Linked DNA regions of Mus musculus: region 2 is linked to region 1. A link is a contact called in ENCODE Hi-C data. All regions are on one chromosome and are shown on one strand. Each heading gives the region's core, a stretch centred on a gene start or an enhancer-like site at or near the end of the contact. The rest is flanking DNA. Distances are from core to core; before and after follow the strand shown. Region 1 overlaps Magi2 (membrane associated guanylate kinase, WW and PDZ domain containing 2). Region 2 overlaps Kcnk3 (potassium channel, subfamily K, member 3).

The links. A loop is a pair of places that touch in the nucleus more often than their neighbours do.
Region 2: a map of T-helper 17 cell shows a loop between it and region 1 (131-fold over the local background). The contact joins two enhancer-like sites. A Hi-C loop is called at or near these places in 4 of 37 maps with a recorded cell type or tissue (T-helper 1 cell, T-helper 17 cell and regulatory T cell).

Annotation. Positions count from the first base shown.
Region 1 is chr5:20,699,346-20,704,634 of GRCm38, forward strand. Magi2 (membrane associated guanylate kinase, WW and PDZ domain containing 2) reads left to right here. Exons shown (of 23, transcript NM_001170746.1): 23 at 2,725-5,289. The coding sequence ends at 2,781. Among named protein-coding and RNA genes, the nearest start is that of Gm52763, 20 kb to the left of the region's middle. Within about 2 kb of position 2,711, at least 1 of the 3 ENCODE cell types and tissues checked has a DNase peak (open chromatin) inside an H3K27ac peak, as active enhancers do.
Region 2 is chr5:30,612,454-30,617,410 of GRCm38, forward strand. The region is part of intron 1 of Kcnk3 (potassium channel, subfamily K, member 3); the gene reads left to right. Among named protein-coding and RNA genes, the nearest start is that of Gm9899, 26 kb to the left of the region's middle. Within about 2 kb of position 1,943, at least 1 of the 3 ENCODE cell types and tissues checked has a DNase peak (open chromatin) inside an H3K27ac peak, as active enhancers do.

The sequences.
Region 1 (5,289 bases), core at 1,461-3,960:
TCCCTTGTACAGACAGGTAGTAGCTCACCATTTCTATACTTCTCTGAACAGTGCTTAAATTGGTTTTAGAATTTAGAACTTTTATAGTCTCGCTCCTACCTTAGCTATGTCAAGTGTATGTGCATAGAGCCTATGCATGTCTGAAGCCAGAACTAAACCGATGCCTTGTATTTGTGAGATTCAAGAAAGTCGGGGACCTAGGGTGACACCATGTGATGACAATACCATCCATCAAGGAGAGACACCGAGGAGGCATGGAGAGTAGCTTGGAGGGAAGGTTCCTGGTGTTTAGTTGAGACATCGGAAGGTGACAGTGCACTTTTCAAGGAGAGATATCAAGAAGGCAGATGGAGGGACTGGGGTAGAGCCACTGGGGAGGACGGAGCTCAACAGGAACACTTTCCATAGAGCTTTACAAGTAAGAGAACACCCAGGAAATGCTATGGCGAAGAAAAACTCCTAAGACTAAATCCCTGATGAGGTCGGAGAACAGGAGGCTAGGTGGCATAAAGCTCTGAGTCCAGCCTGTTTATGGAAATACTCAGCCGTGGTATATGAAGGTGAATACACAGAGGTATCCTCTGGAGCTGACACTAAAGCACCACTGGGTTCAGTGGGGTAGAACACAAAAACTTTTCCTTTCTCCTTCAGTTAAGTATTTGATTGCCTATTAAAATCCCTTGAAAAAAATCTTTTTATAGTAAGACTTGCATTTGTAGATAAGCCCATCTTCTAGCTTATCATAAAGAGTGATTGGAGATAGGAAAGAGGAGAAGGACAAAGAATAAGGCTTCAGAGACGATCCCAGGCCAAGCCAAGGGCAGCTACCTCCATGTGTGAGTTAATCTTTCTCATGGTCTGACCAGAACTCTCCTGTTCAATACCTTACGTGGTTCTGAGGAACAAATGCTAAGTGCTCTGTTGGGAGATGGGGCCGGTCGCCTTTAGGCAGGATGGCCACTAAGGTCTGTGTCACTTGATTTAATCTTATTTGCATGTCAATAGGCTGGGACAATTTTCTCACTCAGTAAAATGGGTAAAGAAACCCAAATGTTACTCTAGGGTGCTCATTCAATAATTTTGGTCAAGCTACTTACCCTCTCCCTGTGTCTCAGAAGTGATTTCAGGCCAGCTCATTGCCTCGGCCATATGTGATATAATGGTGGGAGTACGAGCTATTAACATGCAAACTGTCATCACCATGGTCCTGGGCACTAACCCCCCCAGGTCTTTAGAATTCGTGTTTAACTGTTTCAGGCATATTTTCCTACACTGGCAAGTTGCTGCTTTCTATCAAATGCTAGTCTGATTTTTAACTGTAGCCCACAGTAGGGGTTTCCACTGAACACATCGACTAATTCCAGATTATTCCGAAGGTAACCAAGGATACTTGGTTTCCAAACTGAAAAGATTCATGGACATCAGTTTATGGAGAGAAGGAAGATAAGGCTGTACTCAGAGTGACCTATTCAGATCTCACAGCAAAGGACAAAGTGTGTGCAACTACTCTGATAGTTTAAAGGTGGCCAGAACTGTTGGGGAAGAGAGCAACTCCACTGTCCTCTTCCTGTCCTCGTCTAAGTCACCATCAGAAGAAGTACCATATACACATCTCAACTTTAAAACAAAGCAGGCTCCTGGTATTCATGAGCTGGGCGGACTCAAGATCACTAACCTTACCACCTACTAGTGGAAAAGAATCAACAGCCACCCAGAACTCAATATAAATGTGGCTTCTTTGTGTCCCACTCATATACTAATTCCTTAGAGAAAATAACATTCTGAGAATTATAAAACTTAAGATCTTTTCAAAGGTCATGAGACATTTTCCTCACAAATATCAAGGGTTCCTGTATTGAATTTCCCTGCTTGATTTTGCCTTGGGGTAAGAAAATTCCAGGGAAATGTTATTGCTGGTGGTCATAACTAACTCACTGAATCCAACACATCTGCCCCCTACTTGGTTTCCGGCCAGTGTTTTGTTTTATGTTATATATACTTTTTTGGAAAGTCAACATAGTTGCTTGGAAGGCAACAGAGTAAATCCTCAATGGCCTTAAAGCTAGGCTTTCTAGAATCAGTCCCGTTTATCTTAGTCTAGGAGCCATCCATGTTAAAACTACAAAAAAAAAAAAAAAAAAAAATCAAAGACAATGATTTTCTTTTCGGGCAAGAAAGCAATGATAGTTTTCAGATGAATCAATCCAAATCCCAAGGTTATTAGGCAATTGCTGAGAACTATGCTTTGAGCGACACCTAACGGCTGAGAAAATCACACACCCAACTCCTTTGAGGAGGACTCAGATCCATCCCAAGAATCGCAGAAGGCCTGCTAAAAACAGAGGAGCACCTGGTCTCTATACTGCTGGGACCTGCTGGGCTGGGTCGCTGGGCAACTTGTATTTCCACAGTGAGGTCTGAGAACCGGTGATTTATTGCCAAGTCAGTGGCCATGCTAGGCGTGACCCCAGAAATTAAGAGCAGACTGAGGCAAAGGGATTAGGCCCGAGCTGTGCCTTGAACTCTTGAGCGATGGCTGCCCGGGACGGGTGGGGGACGGAACCCCGGGGTGCGGCTGGCTGCCCTCTGGGCAGTTGAGGGATGTGGCGGGGCCCTTGAGAGCAGCCGCCTGGCTGCCAGCCCGGGTCCCCGGCATGGGGGTGGGGGAGTTAGCTGGAGCGCGGGGACGCGGCGCGCCCTAACGCCTGTGCTTCCTGTCCACAGACGAACCCCACGCCTGGAGTGCTGCCGCTGCCGCCGCCCCAGGCCTGCCGGAAGTAGGCGTCTCCCTCGAAGACATCCTCTCTCCATTCTCTCCATCACATCCAGCCCCACCCTCCGACCCTTCCCACCAGATAGGCCCAGACCCAACTTGGGATATCCAAAGGGAACACGACGTTAGGAAACCAAAGGAGCTTTCGGCCGGCGGCCAGAAGAAGCAGCGCCTGGGGGAGCAGAGGGAGCGCTCGGCGAGCCCGCAGCGCAGTGCGCGGCCCAGGCTGGAGGAGGTGCCCGGCGGCCAGGGGCGGCCCGAGGCCGGCAGGCCCGCCTCGGAGGCGGCCGACGGGAAGGAGGCGCTGCGCGGCCGGCGTGAGGGCCTCGGGGCCGCGGGCGCGCGGGAGGCCGAGGCCAAGGTGGGTGTGCGCTCGGGGGCCCGACCCGCAGCGCGGCCCACGGGGGGCGGCCCAGCGCGCAAGGCGACGATGGCGCCGGGGCCCTGGAAGGTGCCGGGCTCCGACAAGCTGCCGGGCGCCCTGCAGCCTGGCGCCTCGGCCGCGGGCAGATGAGCCCCAAGGCGAGGGGCCCCCGCCCGCCTCCACGCAGGCCGATCTTCCTGGGTTCCGTCTCACGGCGTTTTAATTTATTTCCACTGTCACACGCATAGATCTATACGAGGCGCCGAAGCCCGGGAGCGCCGGCGTGCGACGCGCGTAGGCGGCACGGCACGGTGTGCGCGCAGGCAGACCTAAACTGATCCTAAAGCCCCCGGTTCCATGGTGGGAGCTTTGGCAGCTACGGAAGAACCAAAATCACGCAAACATCACAGAGAGACAGTGCAGTGTAGCTTTAGATTCAAAAAGAGAAAAAGAAAAAAGTTCCCCCCACTGCATGAAGGATTTGGATGTCATCCAAACTTTATATCAAGAAACTGGACAAGTTCAGAGCAATCACAAACTGGAATATCGCCTTAAAAAAAAATCAAACTGCACGGAGCAAGCGGAAACTGAGACAAGATTATATCTTTTAATTGATCTAAAGTGTTGTAAATAAATCGTTCTTGACATATCTAGACAGGGGATAAAGGGTTTCTTTGAAACATCCAGAACTGTTCTCCCATGCTACGTTTCCATGGCTCCCCCTTCAGCATCCACCAACGGTATTAGCAGCAGCGTCCCCTGCCTACTGCAGGATGAGTTAGAAACCTAGTGAATTCATTGGTGTGATGCCTTTTTTACTGCCATTTCTGTGGTCAAGTCACATTTCTGTACATTTTCAGTAGTAGGGAAAAAAGGTTTTAAAAATTGTATCCTAGGGAGCAGTTTGCCGTAAGTCAGAATTTTGCAGGTTAGCTCGTAGATCCTAATTGGTTGCCTCTAAAATAATGAGTTTGATAATCAAAAGACCATAATCTGTTTAATCGAGATTGACAACGCTGCAGTTCCTTCCTGAAAAGGCTTCCTGTCATCCCAGGCACTCAGAGATACGTAGCTGCTCTGTTAGCAATCTTCTATTTTACCTATTTGATTGTCTTATTTTAAAGCTCTTCATTTGCACTTTGACAAAGTATTTGTCCTATATTTCTCAAATTAGAATCTCTAATATTGAAAGCATTATGATAACTAATTTATTTTCATTAAAGAACATAAGTCCTTTGGCATTCCTTTCTGCTTTCCTTATTTGATCTCCTTTTTGTTTCCACCTGTAGCTTTTCGCCTCCAATTTGCTAATGCTTTTTGTTACACTAACAATCTATAGATGCACCTTTATGTCCCCGGGTTACCATCGCAGGTCAGCGATTGTCCCTGCAGTAAAAACTGTCAAACGTTAACATTAGTCAGCTATCCATTGGTATTTATTGTAGCTGCACATATTTAAAGACAAAATGTCTGAAGGCATTTTGTCATGAATATGTTTTGTATAACTGAGGCTTCAACTCTTCAGATATTCTGCTCCTTACACAAGTACTTGTTGAGTAAGAGGGAAGCCGGGTCCATCACGCCAGGTCACATGTAACTGCTGTCTCAATGAGTCTTCCCACTCTCTGGACACTACCTAGTTTAATTTCCATCGTACATAAAGATAGTTGTTCCACAAGCAAATATGGTCAGAAGCCTCAAGTGAAGGGTATTGCAGCTTGTAAAAGTAATTTCCAAAATGAAACACATTCATCATAAACAAAGCACAAACACGTGTAGCGGTTTATACTTTCGGTTTAATCTCAATTTGTCTTTTTCCCCTGGACTAGAAATCCAGTATAGTTTGCCATTAATTTATTGACTCTGGGTTTGGACCATGCTCTGTAGTGTAGCTGCACGTACGTCCTGGTACTGTGTCCTCTGACCTTTACGTTCCATAGGCTTCAGAAGGACAACCGTGGAGATCACCCTTGCATAAACTCTAATTTGCACACTTCACAGCTACTACCCGTGCAGCAATTGCTTTATGCGGCTGTAATCCATAACCCGTGAAGACAGCACATCATCTAAATCTCATTCCAAATAATATTTCTGTGTAGTGTTAGCTGTGAATTTACCCTGTACAGCTGTATCTCTATAAATATAATTCCAT
Region 2 (4,957 bases), core at 693-3,192, 9.9 Mb after region 1:
CACGTACAGCAGGCCACGCCACCTCACCAGGCACGCAGCTTCAGCTAGTCAGGGCAGCAGGGGCAAATCTCCACCAAATTGGATTCACCAGTATCCTGGTACACCTGCGCAGCACTCAAGATGTTTGTGGTTTATATGAGGAAGTCAGGTGCAAATCATATGACTTAGCAGCAGTCCCTGGCGCCTTTGGGACTGCCGCCACACCCGCTCCCCACACACCAGAACAACTCTCACCTTTCAATCAAACCTCCTGCTGCAAGAACACCAGGAATATTTCATTGTTGTTAGAGGTTATTATTCTTGTCATTTTGACTAGGCCCACACAGTGGTGCATGCTGGGAGTCCCAGCACTCAGGAGGCAGGGACAGAAGGATCCCATGAGCCTAGGTAACCCAGGCCAGTCTGAGCAATGTGGTAAGACCCTGCCTAATAATAATATACTTACTATTGTTGTTATTATTAATGTGTTTCTACGTATAAAAGTAATAGAGGGTTGGGGGACAGAGCTCAGGGCTAGAGCATATGCACAGTCCTTGGATCAATCCTCAGTACTATAAATAATAATAATAATAATTATGATTATTATTATTATTACTATTATGGATTGTTTCTGTAAAACATGTAAAACTATACGAAAAGAAAATTAAAATCGATAATAAGCTCATTATTCATGGATAAACTCTGCAAGCTTTCTGCTACACTTCTATAGCTCTTCCCCCGTATTTATGCATATGTATTTTTTGTCTTTATAGATTTAGGATATGATCCCGCCCTACAGAAAGCATTGGGCTTACTGTTTTTGACATAATACAGTGATTTTCTATGTAATTAGGAGACTCCTCAGGAACAGCACTTTAATGGCTGCACAATATTCCACCCCATAAATATACCTTAATATGTTTAACTAAAGCCTATTGGCGACCATTTGGAGTGTTTACAATTTTTCACAATGAAAATGCTGCTATAAACATCCGTGTTCATAAATCTTTGCTCTGATCTCTGGTTATTTTCCCAGCAGAGATTCCTGGAAGTGGTACCACAGGGTCCCGGTCGATGCATTTCTAAGGATCTTGCTGTTGTATATGGAAATGCTTTTCTGGGAGGATCCGCTGGTCCCCACTCACTGACAACAGTATCGTCAGGACCATTTTCTCGGCCTCGAGTGTTTCTTCTTCCTATACATTTTAGCTTCAACAGTCACCTGTGGGAACCCTGTCTCTTCCTTCTTCCCTTCAGAGGTCAGGACAAATTCCACCTCCCTGAAATCCTCCTTGATACCCAAGCTAGGGCTCTTCACTTCCACCCCGCATTCTGCCCCCACCCCAGTCACTCCCCAAGCTGGCCAACTCTGTCATATCTCTCAATAGTGAGTGTTGTAATTACCTTTGCTTTGGGGAAAACACTGAACCTTTAAAGCCATCCACCAAATGGTTTCGTCTGATTTACTTCCATATGGAAGTTACCTTGACATCAAGGACTTCGGTTTGGTCATCTAGTCTACCTCTCCTGGCCACATTCCCCAACCTTGAATGTAGCCCAACTGCAAGCTACCCTTGAGTTGAAGAACACTGTTAGTTCTGCATTTACTATTCCTTGTCCTGGTGGAATGAACAAAGCTGCTCCCTCTACAGCATTGGGGGAGACTGAGAGGATAGGGTAGGATATTCTAGTCCTCACTCTGCCAGACACTTATGGGTGTGGCTCTGGTCCTCTGCTTCCCTCTAGGACTTAGTTTACTCCTTTGTAAAATGGGCATGTTGAACCACCCAATGGCCTTGGTATGCAGCACATACCCCTCCTAAGGCTCCCTGCTTAAAGCCTCTGTTCTAAACCTATGAGGCCCCTGCACAGAGCTAGCCTTGGGCTGGGGGGTGGGGGGGCGGCAAAGGAGCTGAGCCCTGAAGCAGGCCTGGCTGCAGGCCAGACTGTGTCTGCAAACACTGACCTTGGCTGCTGCAGGGATTTTCCATGACACCAGCACCCTCCCTCTCAACTCCCCCATTTTGCATGGGCCTGGGAGGCTGGGGGTGGGGCACCAGAGCTCTTCTGCATAAGAAGTCCTCAGGCAGTAACAGGGACAGACACCTGTGGGGTGCAAGTCAGCTCAAGAGAGAGGGGAAAGCCAAGAAGTCAGGGATGGGAAGTGTGGGAGCTGGTGCTATAGAGTGGAGGGCAGAGGCTGAAAATGGAGCTGCCAAGATGGAACAAAGAGGCCCTGGGAAGGGGCAGGGAGAGAAGAGATGGGTGCCTTGTTTTAGAACTGTCCTTTCAGGAGTTCTGGCCCGGAGGGTGACAAACCCCAGACCCAGTTCTGCATGTTCATTCCCGCCCCCACCCAACTCCCTGGAGTCCTGATGCCTTTGCAGACCTAGTTTTGGGCTGAGCCAGACCTACAGCCAGGGGCTTATTTGGGGGCCTAGAGTTGGGCTTATTTTGAAGGCGGAAAGGGTATATACAAACAAGGGCCAGGGCTGAGAGTCAACAAAAAATCCTGAGATGGCCTCCTCTCTTTGCAATTAGGAATTTGGGAAGGGGAGCAAGAATTCGGGGGTCACCATCACTGCACAGAGCCTTACCTTATAGATCTTTGGTTTTTCCAGGTAGAACAGCAATTGATAATGACCTACCCAAGTCCTGTGCGTGACACAAAGGGTGCCCACAAAGAGTCCGAGGGGCCAGAGCCTGCAGACTTCTGTGTGGAAAGAGAGCACAGAGATGAAGCTGTGAGCAAGGAGGCCCTTCCTCCACATGGAGGAAGCCCTCGGAGCTCCTTAGACAGCCTGCTGCCTGACTGGATCTTCCAGAGACTGGGAGAGCACCTGAACTCTCTGCAATGTCTGCTAGGCCAGCCACCCTTCCCCTCAGAGCAGAGCCTGAGTACCAATGCCTGATGCCTTCCACCTCAGATGCTTTAATGCGCCCATTCTGGTTTTGGCTCTTGTCTCCACATTGCTATCTATGGTCTCCAGAGCTCCAGCTCTGAGGGGCACAGTCCCCAAAGAACCTTTTCCAGGCACCCACAGCTCAATCCTGACCGCTCCCTCCTGTCCGCTCTCCTTCCCAGCCTGCTGGCATCGTCCCTCCCCAGAGCCCGAACTGCCTTCCTTCTGCTTAGCAAGCTCTGGCAGCGCACTCAGGTCACCCTTCCCCTCCCCCATTTCCAACAACGACCTAGTGTGCAAAGCCTCTGGGTGTCTCAGACCACAGGTCACCTCATTCATCTTTCCCCTGGCCAGGGCTGTATTTACTCTAGATAAGCAAGTCTGCTGGGAGGCAGGGCACAGCCAGGAACTGCCAAGGTTCTAATCTGCCCAGAGATGGGGCTCAGAGACCCAGAGTCAAAGAAGGACCTGGAAGAAGGACCACATAAGTTCTTGATGTGACAGAGGAGGGCTTCCCAAACCATGCTCAGAGGAACCCTAGCTTAGCAATAAGCACTGTGAGAAAAATGTTCTGCCGTCAAATACATGAGAAACATGACACATTCCTCCAGCTATTCATGGGAACACGGACGGGTATGACCATGTGACACTTAAGTCACATGATAAAAACATTCTTTTTAGTCCCTATTTTCCCAATTTAATTGAGTCAAACAACTCTTTTCTCATCCAACCCTTAACATACCACTGAGCTGGTATCTGAGGAAATTAATGTCAATAAACATTGATTATAGCACGTTGTGGGGGGGGGGCTTTAATGTTCATGCAATCTTGGGAACCCAAATATATTCACATTGGCATCTCAAATCTACTAGTTCACCAAATCTCTCATGAGGTCACTGTACCCATTTCACAGATGAGAAACTAGAGGCTCAAAGGGTTAAAGAACCTGGCCAAGGTTAAGAGCTATTTGGCTATGGAGCCTGTGCACTTTCTGCCTCACTGAATTGCAGATGCCCTACCTATCTGCAGCGTTTCCCACATGTAAGGATAGCCTGATTCAGTCTTGCAGAATCAATTATCCCATGCTAATCTCAAGTTTCTGATTGACAAGTGTGTTCTTAATTGATTTTGATGGGGGAAATAAACTAATTAGAGTCTTAAGAATCATCACCTTGGCGCTGGTTCCATGTAGTAAAATATTGTATTTGATCAACACTTCACAAATGGAAGCTTTGATCTTGTGAGTGGGTGGCTGAACAGAGAAACTACTAAAAGACGTTCAGGACAGTGAAAAATGCCAGGGTAAGAACCAGGAATGAAAAGGGATGACACAAAGCTAGTGCTAGCCAAGCTGAGGACAGACCTCAGCCTCCTGCCCTCCAGCTCCACACACTCAGCTCCACCCGAGATGGGGCCATGGGTCCACCTGGGGGCCAGTTAGGCCAAGGGTAGGAAGCAGGCAGGCAGGCAGGCAGGCTAACACACTCCTGGCGCCAGTGGGGAGCAGGTGGCCAAGACCAGCCTATTATCAAGAGCTTAGAATTCTGCTTCAAGTAGAAGGAGCCAGGCCACTGGGAGAAGAGACCAGGAGGGAGAGGGGGAGGGGAAGACACACCCTCTCCATGCCCCCCTAGATCTCTGAAAGCCAGAGCTACAACCAGTGGTTGAGTTCCTGACACCAGGCAGAGACGAGGATAGAGGCCTGAGGCTTTCAATACTGTTGTTTAGTTCCTTGCTATCCTAAAATATTTATGCTGATAATTAACATTTATGTCCAGCCACAGCTTCCTCCACTGAATTTTTAAAAGAGATTTTTATTACATTTATTTATTTAGAGAGAGTATGTATGTGTTAGTGTGTGTGTGTGTGTGTGTGTGTGACTGTGTCTCTGTGTGTCTGTGTGCATCTGTGACTATGTCTGTGTCTGTGTGTGTGTCTGTGTTTGTGTGTGTGACTGTATCTGTGTCTGTGTGTGTATGTCTGTGTGACTGCACATATATTCTGTGGTATATTGTGGAGGTCAGAGGAACTTGTGGAATCTCCTAGGAATTAAATCAGGCCATCAGGCTAGGCAT